2 separate regions of the Mus musculus genome follow, and region 2 is linked to region 1. A link is a contact called in ENCODE Hi-C or POLR2A ChIA-PET data. All regions are on one chromosome and are shown on one strand. The core of a region is the stretch at or near the end of the contact, and the rest is flanking DNA. Distances in the headings are between cores, read along the strand shown. Region 1 holds the start of Dhrs13 (dehydrogenase/reductase (SDR family) member 13). Region 2 holds the start of Fam222b (family with sequence similarity 222, member B).

Region 1 (7,075 bases), core at 24-2,523:
CAGGAAATACCCTGCTGTGTTACCCTAATTCTAATTTCCTGGGCATCCTGCTAGCTTCCTGGAGATGGCTTATTCAGGAAGTTCTTCCTGAGAACAGTCCCCTAGAAAAATCTGTGTTCTGGCACTATTCTAACTAGTACCTATTCATATATTCAAGTCTGTTGATAGGGCTAGAAGACGAGCTTTACATCCACAGCGTCTATAGTTGTGCTCCAAGAACACAGTGCAGTATTAAATAGGGAATTCCCTGGTCTCAGAAATCTGACCCTGACTCCCACATATAGTTGTATTCTTGTCCCTGCCACTCTGCTTCCACTTCAGGAAGGACTTCTTAAACCTCCAAAGGCAGAAAGGAACTACCTGTCCTTCACTGTCCTAGGCAAGGTCCTGCTTGGAATGCCCACATCCCTAGCTGTCCCTGCCCAGCTTACCCTCAGTCACTGTTTCCAGAGTAATGGAGTGTCTACCTACCTAGTCTTGCTACCTGTGAACCGTTCTAGAAACAAATTACCGCCTTTTCGAAAGCAGAGGTCATGGAGTAACAACCATGTAATACCCACTGTTTCGGAGTTTGAGGAAGGAGGATCTCAAATTTAAGGCCACCATGGGCCTAGGGAAACCACCTCCAAAATCGACAGGGAAAGGGGTGGGGTCACAAAGTTAGGAAATCACATGGTTGAATCCTGACAACCCTGTCAGTGCCAGCATAAGAAGCCTCATGCCTCTGGCCTGTAACGGGAAATGTCCTAGAAGAGCAGCGGAGGGCTGGATAATGAAAGAATGAGAAAAGAGTCGCTTCATTGAGGAAAAGGCATCCAGGACTCGACTCCAGACACACGAGCCCATTCATGTACACAGGACTCCAGACTGAGAGACTGCTACATACTCACACCTAGAGTAAACAGAGATGTTCATTCAGTCACACGCGTTGGTGGAGACTACAGATGCATGCACAGCCTGGAGGACTCCCGCGATGGGCACAGACACCTACGCAGTGCTCTCACCGCCGGCGCCCGCCCAGAATCCAGAAGCACGCCCAAAGCCTGAGCGGAGATCTCAGGGCCCTAGGCATGCACACACCCACCCGTCCCTCAGGCAGATGTTTCCGGGTACTTACCGAGCACGCGTTCCCGGGAGTTCGCAAGCCTAGAGGGCGCTCCCAGGACTCCAAGGTGTTTCTCCTAGGCACGCCGCCAGGGCACGCAGGCGCACGCCTAGGGGGCGCTCGCAGGGGCCACGCGTGCGCGCACACCCCTGCCCAGCCTGCCGCCGCCCTCGCGAGGCCGAGGCGGGAGCGACGAGGCCCGGGCGGGAATCGGGAGCACTGCCGGCATGGAGATGCTGCTGCTGGGCGCCGGGCTGCTGCTGGGCGCCTACGTGCTTGTCTACTACAACCTGGTGAAGGCCCCGTCGTGCGGCGGCATCGGCAGCCTTCGGGGCCGCACGGTCGTGGTCACTGGTGAGTGCGCGCGAGCGGGCGGCGGGGAGGCCGGGCGGGTGGCCGCGGCCCGACCGGCTGAGCTGGCTCCCACCCGCCGCCCGCAGGCGCCAATAGCGGCATCGGAAAGATGACAGCGCTGGAGCTGGCGCGCCGGGGAGCGCGCGTGGTGCTGGCCTGCCGCAGCCGGGAGCGCGGGGAAGCGGCCGCTTTCGACCTCCGTCAGGTGAGACCATAGGGGAATGCGGGAGGCGGGTGAGCCCGGGACGCGGAGGGCGGAGCAGAGCGACGGAGGAATCAAGATCTGAGAGGAGAGAGCCTCACTATCCCTTAAACAGAGAGGAAGATGCAGGGACTGCTGTGGTCTTTAATCTTGAGAGCTTTAAGAATCAGAGTTAATGAAGTCAGGTGTGGTCCCAGCACCGGGCTGCGAGCTCAAGGCCAGCCTTGGCAAAGGCGACAAAGAAGGAAGGGTTAGGATAATGAAGAGATGCAGAAAGAACAGCAGGTGCAAATGCCCTGAGACTAGAGAGTCTAATTGGAGAGACAGGGGGCGGGAGATGAAGCAAGGAATAAAAGGAATGTCCTGAAGTGGTTCTGAGCCACAGCCAGCTTCTGAAGGCCCTTCCAAATACCATCGAGTTGAAGACAGCTGAGCAGAGAAGACACTTCAGTAGGCTCTGGACCATCCTGATGGCTTTTTCAGATGAATTTCTTAGAACTGTGCGGTGTCTAGACTGCAGAGGACAGGAGTGAGAGGGTCACATACCTTTAATCCTAGCACTTGAGAGGCAGAGACAGGTAGATTTCTGTGAGTTGAAGACCAGCTTGGGCTACATCCTAAGACTCTGTCTCAAAATAAACAAGCAAACAAATAAAATAAATTTTTTTTAAAAAGGTGTGTAAGAGAAGACCACAGTCTCTTAGGAAAAGTTTGTTACAGCAGGACATGCTGGTGCACACCTGTAATTCCAGCCCTGAAGAGGCTGAGGAAGGGAGATCATGAGTTCCAAGGCAGTCTGAGCTACGTAGCAAGATGCTGTCTACAACAGGTGAAAGGCTGTAATTGATTTTTATGGTAAATGATAATAAAAACAAGGGATGTTAATGGCAAATACCTGCACGCTGCTGACTGGGTATTTAATATATATTAACTCTAGCTCAGGCAGGCCTTGAACTGGTGACAAAAGGGTAGCTAGGATAACCAATGTGTGCCACCACACCAGACATACATGTATTTTATCTGATTTAACTCTCCCAGCTTTTTTTTCCAGTAGAAAGTATTATTATTGCTGTTAATATTATTACTATCCTCTCATTTTTCAGTAAGAGAACAGAGGCCCAAAAGATATTCAGTATCACGTCTGAAGTCACACTCTAGTTAGGGGCAAAGTCAAGATTTGAATCCACACACCCATTACACGCTGATGCATAGAGGCAGGTTTTAGTCATAGGTGGGTAGACTCTCAGAAGCCTGGAAAGAGGGAGGAGAAGGGAGATACCCAGTAACAATCCTAGCCCTTGCTGCTCCACAGGAAAGTGGAAACAATGAGGTCATCTTCATGGCCTTGGACTTGGCCAGTCTGGCCTCCGTGCAGGCCTTTGCCACAGCCTTCTTAAGCTCTGAGCCAAGGCTGGACGTCCTCATCCACAATGCAGGTGAGGAGTAGCAGGCCCTGTGGGAGGGCGGCGGGGAGCCTGGAGAGGCAGACCCTCCAGCAGACACATCTCACAAGTGGGGATTCTAAGACCTGTGGGACACCTATGACAGCACCTCATGCCTAGCTTCTGCTCTAGGGATCAGCTCCTGTGGCCGGACTCGGGAAACCTTTAACCTGCTGTTGCGAGTGAACCATGTTGGCCCTTTTCTGCTGACGCACTTGTTGCTACCCCGCCTGAGGTCATGTGCCCCCAGCCGTGTGGTAATAGTGTCATCGGCTGCCCACCGACGTGGTCGTCTCGACTTCACACGTCTGGACTGCCCAGTGGTGGGCTGGCAGCAGGAGCTTCGGGCGTACGCTGACAGCAAACTAGCCAACGTGCTGTTTGCCCGGGAGCTTGCCACCCAGCTTGAGGGCACTGGTGTTACCTGCTATGCGGCCCACCCAGGTGAGGCCTGACTGACGGCTCTTCCTTACTTCTCTAGCATCTTTGTATGTTACTATGTGCCTCCATACCCCCAGTCTCCTATTGAGTCACAGAATGGAAACATGGTCAAAGGGAAACCTGTTCCTTGCTGATCTTGGGAGCAGACTTTCTTCTCATCTGTTTTCTTCCTTGCTCACCTTCACGCTTGGATGCTGACCACTGGCTTGGGGATAAAACAAGATCCTGATGATAATATAGAGGGCTGCGGCTGCAGCTGATAGGTAGAACACATGTCCTAGTATAGGCCAAACCCTGAGCTTCTGCTCTTTGGTTTAGGATGTTTGGTTGGTTGGTTGTTTGGTTGATTTGGTTTTGAGACAGGATCTCACTGTGTAGACTAAGCTGGCCTGGAGTTTGCTTTGTAGGCAAGGCTGGCCTCAAACATCCAAAGACCTGCCTGCTTCTGTCTCCAGAGTGCTGGGATCAAAGGTATGGAACATCATTCCTGGCTTAGTTTAGTGTGTGTGTGTGTGTGTGTGTGTGTGTGTATGTGTATGTGTTAGTTTTCTCTGCATGGCTATATACTGTAGTGGTGGCAGTGCCCACAGACGTAAGATTCTCCTAGCACTGGTGTTACGGATGGTTGTGACCTTCCTTCCATGTGGGTGCTAAGAACCAACCTAGGGGCTGGAGAGATGGCTCAGCGGTTAAGAGCACTGACTGCTCTTCCAGAGGTCCTGAGTTCAGTTCCCAGTAGCCACATGGTGGCTCACAACCATCTGTAATGGGGTCTGATGCCCTCTTCTGGTGTGTTTGAAAATAGCTACAGTGCACTCATATGAATAAAAAAATAAATAAAATCTTTAAAACCAAAAACCCAGGTCCTCTACAAGAGCAGCGAGTACTCTTAACCACTGAGCCATCTGGTTGTTCTAGCTGTTTGTTGGCATTTTATTTTGTTCTGTTTTTTGTTTTAGTTTTGATGGGGGAGGGGGGTGGTTGAGACAGTTTTCTGGAATTCTGGGTAGCTCAGTCAAGCCTCAAATTCACCCCAAACTTCTTGCCTCATATTTAGATTTCCCATATAAGCCACCACACCAAGCTAAGATTGGGTTTGGTCCCCAACACCACTGAAAAGACAAGTCAGGGCGGTGGTGATGATAAGTACGGTGCCATCCAGTCAAGGATCCCTTTCTTTATGGAACCTACTATACAGTAGGCATGATTTATGTGCTGGGACAAAAGTAGTGAGGCCGCCTTGGTCTGTAAGACCCCGTCTCTCTGAGAGAAGACAAAGCAAACACCAAGGACCTCGCCCTCATATCCCATGACAAGTGGCGATAACATCCGGAGAGAGACACTAGGGAAAGATAAACAGGAAAAGAGGGACCTTCTCAGATGTAACGTTTTTATTTTGTCAGTGGCTGTCAAGGAAGACACTTGGTTAGAATTGAACACAGATCTGAAAGAGATAAAGGGATCTTTGAAGCTCAGAACTTGAATAAGGAGCACAGAGGCAGGTGTTGCTAATGTGCTGCAGGAGGCTGGTGTGCCTAGAACGGAGGAGGAGGAGACATGGGCTGGTGAATCATCTTTGTCCTTAGACAATAGGCTACAATAGACAGGGCTCGCCTAGATCATCGTACTAACATCTTAGAAAACCGTTGTTTGGGGCTTCTTTGTAATCGCACTGATAATAATGCTATTAACCTTTATTAAGCTCTTGTTACAATTACAGATCCCCAGTGTTAAAAAAAAAAAACGGTGGCTGATATACTATAGGTTCTTAAAAATGATGGCTAAACAAAGGAATGGGGCTCAAGATAGATGAAAAGCTGGTATGAATTAGGCACTGTGGTACCCCCAGTGGGAAGCTGAGGCAGGTGTATTGCTGCCAGTTCGAGGTTAGACTGAATTTACAGAGGCGTGAGACTCTTTCTCAGAAAGAAAGGAAAGGACCAGGGATGTAGCTCAGTTGATAGAGTACTAGACAGCAGGTACACAGCCCTGGGTTCAAGTCACTAGCACCAAAAGCGGGGACAATAGCGATTAAACAGCAAAGAACATAGAACACACATAAGCACAGCCTAGGAGATGGGACTATACAGGCCGTTAGGCTGGTAGGAAGGCTTTCTGTAGGAAATGGGTTAAATCACCTTGTGGGGCCCCTGAATACCTGGTAGACACTTTCCCTGGAAGCAGATTCTACCGTCTGATCCTAGCTGGTTTTTTTCCCTGCCTGATGCCTGGGCCCCCATTGCCTTCCTCCACAAATCCTCTTTCTTCCTGCCCACAGGACCTGTGAACTCGGAGCTCTTCCTGCGTCATCTTCCTGGATGGCTGCGTCCTATTTTGCGCCCACTGGCTTGGCTGGTGCTCCGGGCACCTCAAGGGGGTGCCCAGACACCCCTGTACTGCGCTCTGCAGGAGGGCATTGAGCCCCTCAGCGGGAGATATTTTGCCAACTGCCACGTGGAGGAGGTCTCCCCAGCTGCTAGAGATGACCAGGCTGCTCAAAGGCTATGGAAAGCTACCAAGAAGTTGGCAGGGCTTGCACCTGGAGACGATGATGATGACCCTGATGAAGAGCCGGAACCTGAGGATCCCAGGGCCCCATCTTCTCAGAGCGCCCCCAGCCCTGAGAAAACCACAGTTTCTGGACCTTCTCATAGCTATCAGGGCTCGCAAGACTTATCCAAATTGACACAGCGAAGAATTCAGGTGAAGGATGAACCTACACCCTAACTTTCCTAACCCCCGGGATAGAATGCTTTTGTAGCCCAGTGGGATCCCTCAAAAATCTCAGTTGTGTGCCTGGGCACTGAAGGGTTGCCACATTTACCTCGGAACCTCTTGTCATGTCCTGAACAGCCCTTTTCCTTGTGAAAGGAAATGAATACTACTTCCTAAGAGACACTGTAACCCCAGATTCAGGGATGATATATGAGATACTGTGTTGCTCTGGAATTTGATTTTCAGATTTCTGAGCCCTTCCCTGAGTAGTGATCTGCCCAGGGAAAGGGCCGGAGACTTTGTGGTTGATGCACTGCAGATGTTAAACATTAATTACTGACTGAATTCAGCCCTTGGCAACTTTCTAGCTAGGTAGTGAATTTACCCCCATTTTTATGGAGGCGGAATTGGGAAAGGACTAAGTCAGGGCAGGAACTGGGGTTTTGAGCCCGGGAGTCTGCCCTAGGGCCGGTGCCCGAGGTGACGCAGTAGTAACTGTGATACAACTGAGGTGCCCCAAAGGTGCTACAGGGCCAAACCCCCTGGAATAAAGCGAGCTGACTGTGGATGCTCTGGCTCCCGCCTCTTTCCACATGCCGGCCCCGCCCTCCGCCGCTACACTTCCGGCGGGGCCGCGGCCGCAGAGGGGCGCAGGCGGGCGGGGCTGGGGGAGGCGGGATAGGCTGGGCGCGGCCGGCGCTGCGGACCCGCCACAGCCCTCCCGGTCGCTGCGGACCCAAGGCCTGCTGGCCTGCCAACGGCGCCATGGGCAACTGCCACACGGTGGGCCCCAACGAGGCGCTGGTGGTCTCAGGT
Region 2 (6,634 bases), core at 2,018-4,517, 62 kb after region 1:
AGACGGGAAGATGACTGTAATTTCAAGACCATCCTGTTCAACAGAGTGAGGTCTAGATCAGCAAGAGCTACTCCATCTTGAAAAGGGGGGAGGGGGACATGAGCTCATTGGAAGCGCTTGCCTAGCATGCATGAAGTTTTGTGGTCAAAACTTAGCACCAATAACCAAGGTGAGGTGGGGCACACCTTACTCTCAGCACTAAGGAAAGGAAAGTGGGAGGATTAGAAGTTCCAAGTTTGCCCTGGCATACGTATGGAAGTCAGCTGGATCTACATGCAACCCTATCATAGAGGACTTTAGTACAAGGATAGAATTCTCGTAGGAGACGCAGAATGTTTTAAGCATGGGAAGAGGTACTGTTCATCATGTAGGTCCTAACAGGCCTTCCCAGGAAGCATATGTGGCAAGGACCCAGTGGATGGAGACACTGGTGATGTTGATGGTGTTGATGGTGATGATGGAGACATTGATGGTGTAGCACCAAGAGGTCAAGGTCAGTTCGGACTTCCTTTTAGTCATCCACTCATCAGGAAGTAATGTCACATAAACTCTCAATCATCCTTGGCTGTGTAGTTCTCTTTTGGTGCCAAGTGTGCAATGATTTTGGACTTAACACAAACCATTTCCTTTCTTTCTTTCTTTAATTTATTTATTCTATATATGTGAGAACACTGTCACTGTCTTCAGACACACCAGAAGAGGGCATCAGATCCCATTACAGATGGTTGTGAGTCACCATGTGGTTGCTGGGAATTGAACTCAGGACCTTCAGAAGAGCAGTCAGTGCTCTTAACAGCTGAGCCATCTCTCCAGAGCTTTTTCTTTCTTTTTAAACAGGACTTTGTTATGTGGCTCTGGTTGGCTTGGTTCTTGCTATTTTTCTTAGGGTGGTTTCAATCTCAATTTGAGACAGCCCTTCTGGCAGCTTCCAAAGTGCAGAGATTACAAACACGCATCACTTTGAATAAATAAATAGTGCTACATCTTTCAAGCTAGGCACTAGCTCACAGGCTTCTGGTCTTCAAGCACATCAGGCGTTCACATGGTACACACACAGATATACATGCAGACAAAGTGTCCGTACTTAGTGAATCAAAAAGAAAAGGAAGGAAGGAAGGAAGGAAGAGAGAGAGAGGGAGAGAGAGAGAGAGAGAGAGAGAGAGAGCAAGCAAGCAAGTGGGCTTTCCTGGGCTGGAGAGTTCAGGGTGGAGGGCAGGGTATGCCAGCCAGGAGGGCTCAGTAACAGGTAGGGGGGACTGAGTGATTAAAGGGAGAATCTGGAGGCCAGCATCTGCTTTGATATGTTAAATAGGCACTTCAGCTAATTGTCCTAGGATTGAAACCTAACACATATAAAACAAATATTAAAAAAAACATGCAGAAAATATTGGAGGAATGCTTATAGTTATGTGGAAGATATTTTCAGATTTTATTTTATGTGTATGAGTGTTTTGCCTGTGTGTATGTATGTGCTCCATATGTGTGCCTGGTGCTTTGCTTGAGGAGGTCAGAAGTGGACATCTGGAAGTGGAGTTTTGGATGTTTGTGAACCACTGTGTAGGTGCTAGGAATAGTAACAAGGGCTCTAAAACACTGAGCCAGTTCTGCAGCCTCTGGAAGACATTTTAAAGACAAAAGAAAAAATAAAAGAGAAAAATGAAAAAGAAAAAGAAAGAAACTGAGACACATTTTGTCCAGCCACTGGTAAGTTGACCATACTCCTGTAATCAGCAAGTCCCCAAGGCTTATGTGAGCAACCCTAATTAAATTTGAGTCCCTCTATCCCAGACCAGTTAGGAGGCAACTCACTCATTAAATTTGCACCTGTGTATACTGTATTAGATACCAATTAGTTCATAGCAATTTGTAGCAACCAACTTACATTTTTAAAAGACAGAAGCCTCTGACAGGAATGTAGCTCAGGCCTGTAATGTTGTTATTCAGGAGGCTGAGGCAGGAGGATCACAAATTCAAGGCCACCATGGACTACATATGGGATTCAAGACCAGTCTGGGATACTAGTGAGATTCTGTCTTATATAGCCAAAGTTGTCATCATCACCTCAGTATTAATACATTTGTAAGCATTTCATGAAAACCCTTCGGGTTCCTGGGTACTTCTCTGAAAAAAAAAAAAAAAAAAAAAGACAGAAAGAAGTAACACCAATTTCTTTTTTTTTTTTTTAAGATTGATTTATTTATTTTATGAGTACACTATAGCTGTCCTCAGACACACCAGAAGAGAGTGTTGGATCCCATTACAGATGGTTGTGAGCTACCACGTGGTTGCTGGGATTTGAACTCAGGACCTCTGGAAGAGCAGTCAGTGCTCTTAACCACTGAGCCATCTCTCCAGAGCCCAAATTCTTTTAAAAATGTAGCTCTGGATATCCTAGAACTTCATCTGTAGATCAGGAGAGCCTCAAACTCACAGAAATCCTCCTGCCTCTGCAAAGATTCATGGAGTGCTCCATTCCGTCCGGGTGTTAGTTTATTAAACACTTAAGAGTTCCATTAAATATAGTTGTATGGGCTGGTGAGATGGCTCAGTGGGTAAGAGCACCCGACTGTTCTTCCGAAGGTCCAGAGTTCAAATCCCAGCAACCACATGGTGGCTCACAACCATCTGTAACAAGATCTGACGCCCTCTTCTGGAGTGTCTGAAGACAGCTACAGTGTACTTACATATAATAAATAAATAAATCTTTAAAAAAAAATATAGTTGTATAGGGGCTGGAGAAATGTTCAGCGACTATGAGCACTCGCTGCTGATGCAGAGGACTGAAGTTTGGCTACTAGGATCGATGTCCGTCCAGTCGCTCATAATCGTAAGTATTAATATTTCAAGTACTGTTGGGTACGTGCTACTACTACACAGGGATAAAGGTCTTCTTTATCGGTTTGCAAAAAGATCTGACTCCGTAGTCAGAGATGTACAGTAGGGAACGAGTCTGCAATTTCTTCCACGCCTAAAAGATTTGGTCTTTAAGTGCAGGCAGGATCCAGAATTCTGGTGGGATAAATCTCAATTCAAGACTTTAGTAATTTAGGCAAGATATTCTAGAGGCCTAAAAGGAAGGCTCAGTAGCCACATTCCCTAAGACCTAAAATATCCAAGGCCAGCGAGCGGCCATGCCCACTTGAGACCCAGAGAAGCAGGACATCAGGCAATGATAAAGACGTCCCCGGAGCGAGGTGCGCAGGCGCTGACTGCCGGAGAGGGCCCCGGGCAATCCGGGCTGCGCAGGCGCAGAAGCAGCTCCCGGCCAGTCCGGACGGCGGCTGTGATTGAGAGGCTGGGGCGTGGAGCAGCAGTGGCGGCGACCGGCGACAACGGAGCAGCCATGAGGGCCGGGCCCAGTCACCGACAGTGAGTGGTGGTTTAAGGGTAGTGGACTCTAAGGAATGCAGATATGGCGTGGTGGAAGGACACCCTGACTAGCGGGGTGGCTTCTACTTGTCGGGGACGGAGGTCGTGGGGGAGGGATAGTTTGAGGTGATGATGGTGGAGCATTTGGAGCATGGATGATTAGGTCATGAGTCCCAGAGCTGGACAGCTTGGCGGAGGGAAGGGGTTGCGTTTCGTGGAGTGAGGGCGCACACGGCAGGACCAGTGCCTCGCGCTGTCTGGTTTGTCATCATCCCTTCCCCCAGGAGCTTTGGGTCGCCTCTCCCTTTCCGCTTCTTTCAGAGAATGGTTGCTGGGGGGGAAGGGTGGTGGAAAATAAAAGCCGTGCTGGAGCTGAAGAAGTCCACTCTGAACCAGTCAGAGAAGGACTGGTCACTGGAGTTATGATGTGCCCTGGGTAAAGCTTGGGAGTCGGAAGCTCTGTTTAAATTCAGGAGGAATCTAGGTTAAAGAGCTAAGGACATGGAGTCAGGTTTGGAACCAAGTCCAGCACAGATAAACCTGATCGATAACCTTGGATAGGACCCACTTAACCTTTCTGGTTCTCTGGAAGATCCAGCATTAAATGCTGGGCTTTTGTAAGCTTCATATATTGGTTGAGAGAGCTTATGAAACCTATAGATTGGAAATACTATACGGATGCTAGTATGTACCAGCAATACGATCAGATTTTAGACTCTATGGTTATTAATGGAGTAACTGATTTCTCCATCAAAACAAAGCATATTTGTAAAACCTCAGTAGACAAAAATATGTGCACCCTGCATAAGTACAGCAGATCATCTGTAGAAATAGCACTTTCTTCCGTGGTGTGACAAATTCTCTGTCAAATTGAATAGGAAAAGTACCCTACTCCTGTGCCTTTTTACATGGTATGCAGCTTCTGACCCAAGAGGAAGCAAATACAGCCTGAAGCACTGAGCTATGTTCTCAGCCTTCCTTTTGCTTTTTATTTTGAGACTAAGTTTCACTAACTTGCTTATGCTGGTCTTGAATTCAAGCACTAGTTGAGTTTGAATTAACAGTCTTGCCTCTGTTTCCCCAGTAGCTGGGGTTATAGGCGTACCTGGCTGAGATTCGGGAGGGCTCCTCTGTTAATGCTTGTGTGCCAAGCAGTTTATTAACTGAGCCATTTATCTCCCCAGCCTCTACTTGATGCTGGAACCTGAGCCTGGGTTTTGAGTGTGCTAGGCAAGTGCCCTATCACCAGCCCATTTTGTTTTGTTTTGTTTTAATTGAGACGGTGCCACTACATTACCTAGGCTGCCCTTGAATTTTCAGTACCCCTGCCACAGCCTCCTAAAAGTAACTGGGATTACAGTTTTCCATCATCAAGCCCAGAATAGGCTTCTATTATTATTATTATCATTATCATTATTATTATTTAGTCCATTTTCTACACTCCAGATTTTATCCCCCTCCTGATCCATCCTCTGATGGTTCCCCATCCCATACCTCCTCCCTACCCTGTCGGCAGCTGCTGCTACCTCCTCCTCCTCCTCCTCCTCCTCCTCCTCCTCCTCCTCCTCTTCTTCTTCTTCTTCTTCTTCTTCTTCTTCTTCTTCTTCTTCTTCTTCTGTTGCTGCTGCTGCTGCTGCTGCTGCTGCTGCTTCTTCCTCTTTCTCTTCTTCTCCTCCTCCTTCTTTTTTAAGACAAGGTTTCTCTGTGTAGCCCTGGCTGTCCTGAACCCTGATTTCTCTTATTATATTTTTAAAAATTTGTTTATTTGGAGCCTAGAGAGATGGCTCAGTGGTTTAGAGCACTTGCTGCTCTTAAAGAGGGCCTAGGTTCCATTTTTAGCACTTACATGATGGTTCACCATCATCGTTAACTCCAGCTCTAGCCGATCTGCCTTCTTTATTTTGTAGGAAAAAGAACAAGTTTATTTAATGCCCTGCAAAGAAAGCAAAGGGGATTGATAATAATAGAAGATTGCCTGCCAGCCTCTGATACTTTTTAATTTTAAAAGCTTCCTTTGCAAGAGTCTGGTTGCCCTAGGGCGTTCTCTGTTTTGGAGTGGTGTACAGCCACAGCTTTTCAACTCTTTTTCTTCGTTGTTTATAGTCTTCTGCCAGAAATCTCTTCTGTGAAGTGAGAAGGACAAGTAGGTAGTTGTGTAAGGGTCTAGGAGATGGCTGGTTCTGTGAGAGGCTGGAGGAGCGCTCCCGGGGCTTTGTTGCTGAGGGTGGATAAAGCGAAGGACAGAGTTAAACTGTGCGCTGCCACGGAGGGAAAGTGCTTTTCTAGACACAGCTTTCTAAAGATAAGTGCGGATGCCTTTCAAGTGCACAGAAAGGCAGATACTTTAGCCCTGCTGGCTCTGAGGAACGAGAGCTTGAAACAGTGAGGCCTTTTGAAAATTGGGGAGTGATTTCTTTTAGCTGAATGAAGGTGGGGAGTGGCTGTACTAGATCCCCAGAGATCCATAGATAAGAGGAATGAATTGTTTTAGAGGCATGGGGGAAGTGAGCCCTTGCTGTCTTTAACTTACCTATCTGCTAGAACGTCTTTTTTTTTTTTTTTTTTTTGATTTTCTAGACAGGGTTTCTCTGTATAGCCCTGGCTGTCCTGGAACTCACTTTGTAGACCAGGCTGGCCTGGAACTCAGAAATCCACCTACCTCTGCTTCCCAAGTGCTGGGATTAATGGCGTGTGCCACCACTGCCCGGCAATAATTTCTGATGATCTCTTCTGGCATGTAGGTAACAGAGCACCATATACATAAAATAAATAAAGGACAGAAAAAAGGAAAGAGGGGGTAGTGAGGGAGGAGTGGGATGGGAATGGAGTTCAGTGTAGAGCACTTACTTAGCTTAGGAAACTCACTTACTTGGTTAGCACACATGGGTCTTTGGGCTCTATCTCCAGCACTGTTAATGAAGGCATTCCTTGCTATTATAGGTCTTTCCAGAACCCAGCTTTGTACATGGTAAATGAAATAGAGGTAGAAAATGTTCAAACTTGCCTAGCCGTCTTATTTTTGATAATTTGACATCTATTTTTAATGTTGATAATGAATTTTCCCCCATGGAAGATGTATGACCTGGTCAGGTCATGACACTGCAAGGGAGTATGGTTTAGCAATTTATTTTGTATTCTGATAATGTGGTTTTTTTTTTTTCCTTTAAAAAAAAAACATCATGTGCCTCAGGGGAAACTTACAAACAAGATTATGGTGTTTATAATCAGGAAAATAACTGCTGCAAAACAGCCTTTGTTTCCTGAG

The links. Hi-C counts contacts between places; a loop is a spot of excess contacts on that map. ChIA-PET counts read pairs that join two places held with the same protein, here RNA polymerase II (POLR2A).
Region 2: POLR2A ChIA-PET joins it to region 1 with 11 read pairs in Patski. The contact joins the promoter of Fam222b here to the promoter of Dhrs13 in region 1. A Hi-C loop is called at or near these places in 2 of 37 maps with a recorded cell type or tissue (T-helper 17 cell and heart). POLR2A ChIA-PET finds 5 or more read pairs at or near these places in 4 of 5 experiments (Patski and embryonic stem cell).

The regions. Positions count from the first base shown.
Region 1 is chr11:78,031,040-78,038,114 of GRCm38, forward strand. It overlaps Dhrs13 (dehydrogenase/reductase (SDR family) member 13), which reads left to right and starts at 1,274. Exons shown (of 5, transcript NM_183286.2): 1 at 1,274-1,459; 2 at 1,546-1,664; 3 at 2,974-3,097; 4 at 3,236-3,547; 5 at 5,823-6,825. The coding sequence starts at 1,333. The coding sequence ends at 6,271. Dhrs13os (dehydrogenase/reductase (SDR family) member 13, opposite strand) reads right to left here and starts at 1,626. Exons shown (of 2, transcript NR_152257.1): 1 at 1,118-1,626; 2 at 1-892. It overlaps Flot2 (flotillin 2), which reads left to right and starts at 6,892. Exons shown (of 11, transcript NM_001040403.2): 1 at 6,892-7,073. The coding sequence starts at 7,025.
Region 2 is chr11:78,091,423-78,098,056 of GRCm38, forward strand. It overlaps Fam222b (family with sequence similarity 222, member B), which reads left to right and starts at 3,268. Exons shown (of 3, transcript NM_145430.3): 1 at 3,268-3,369.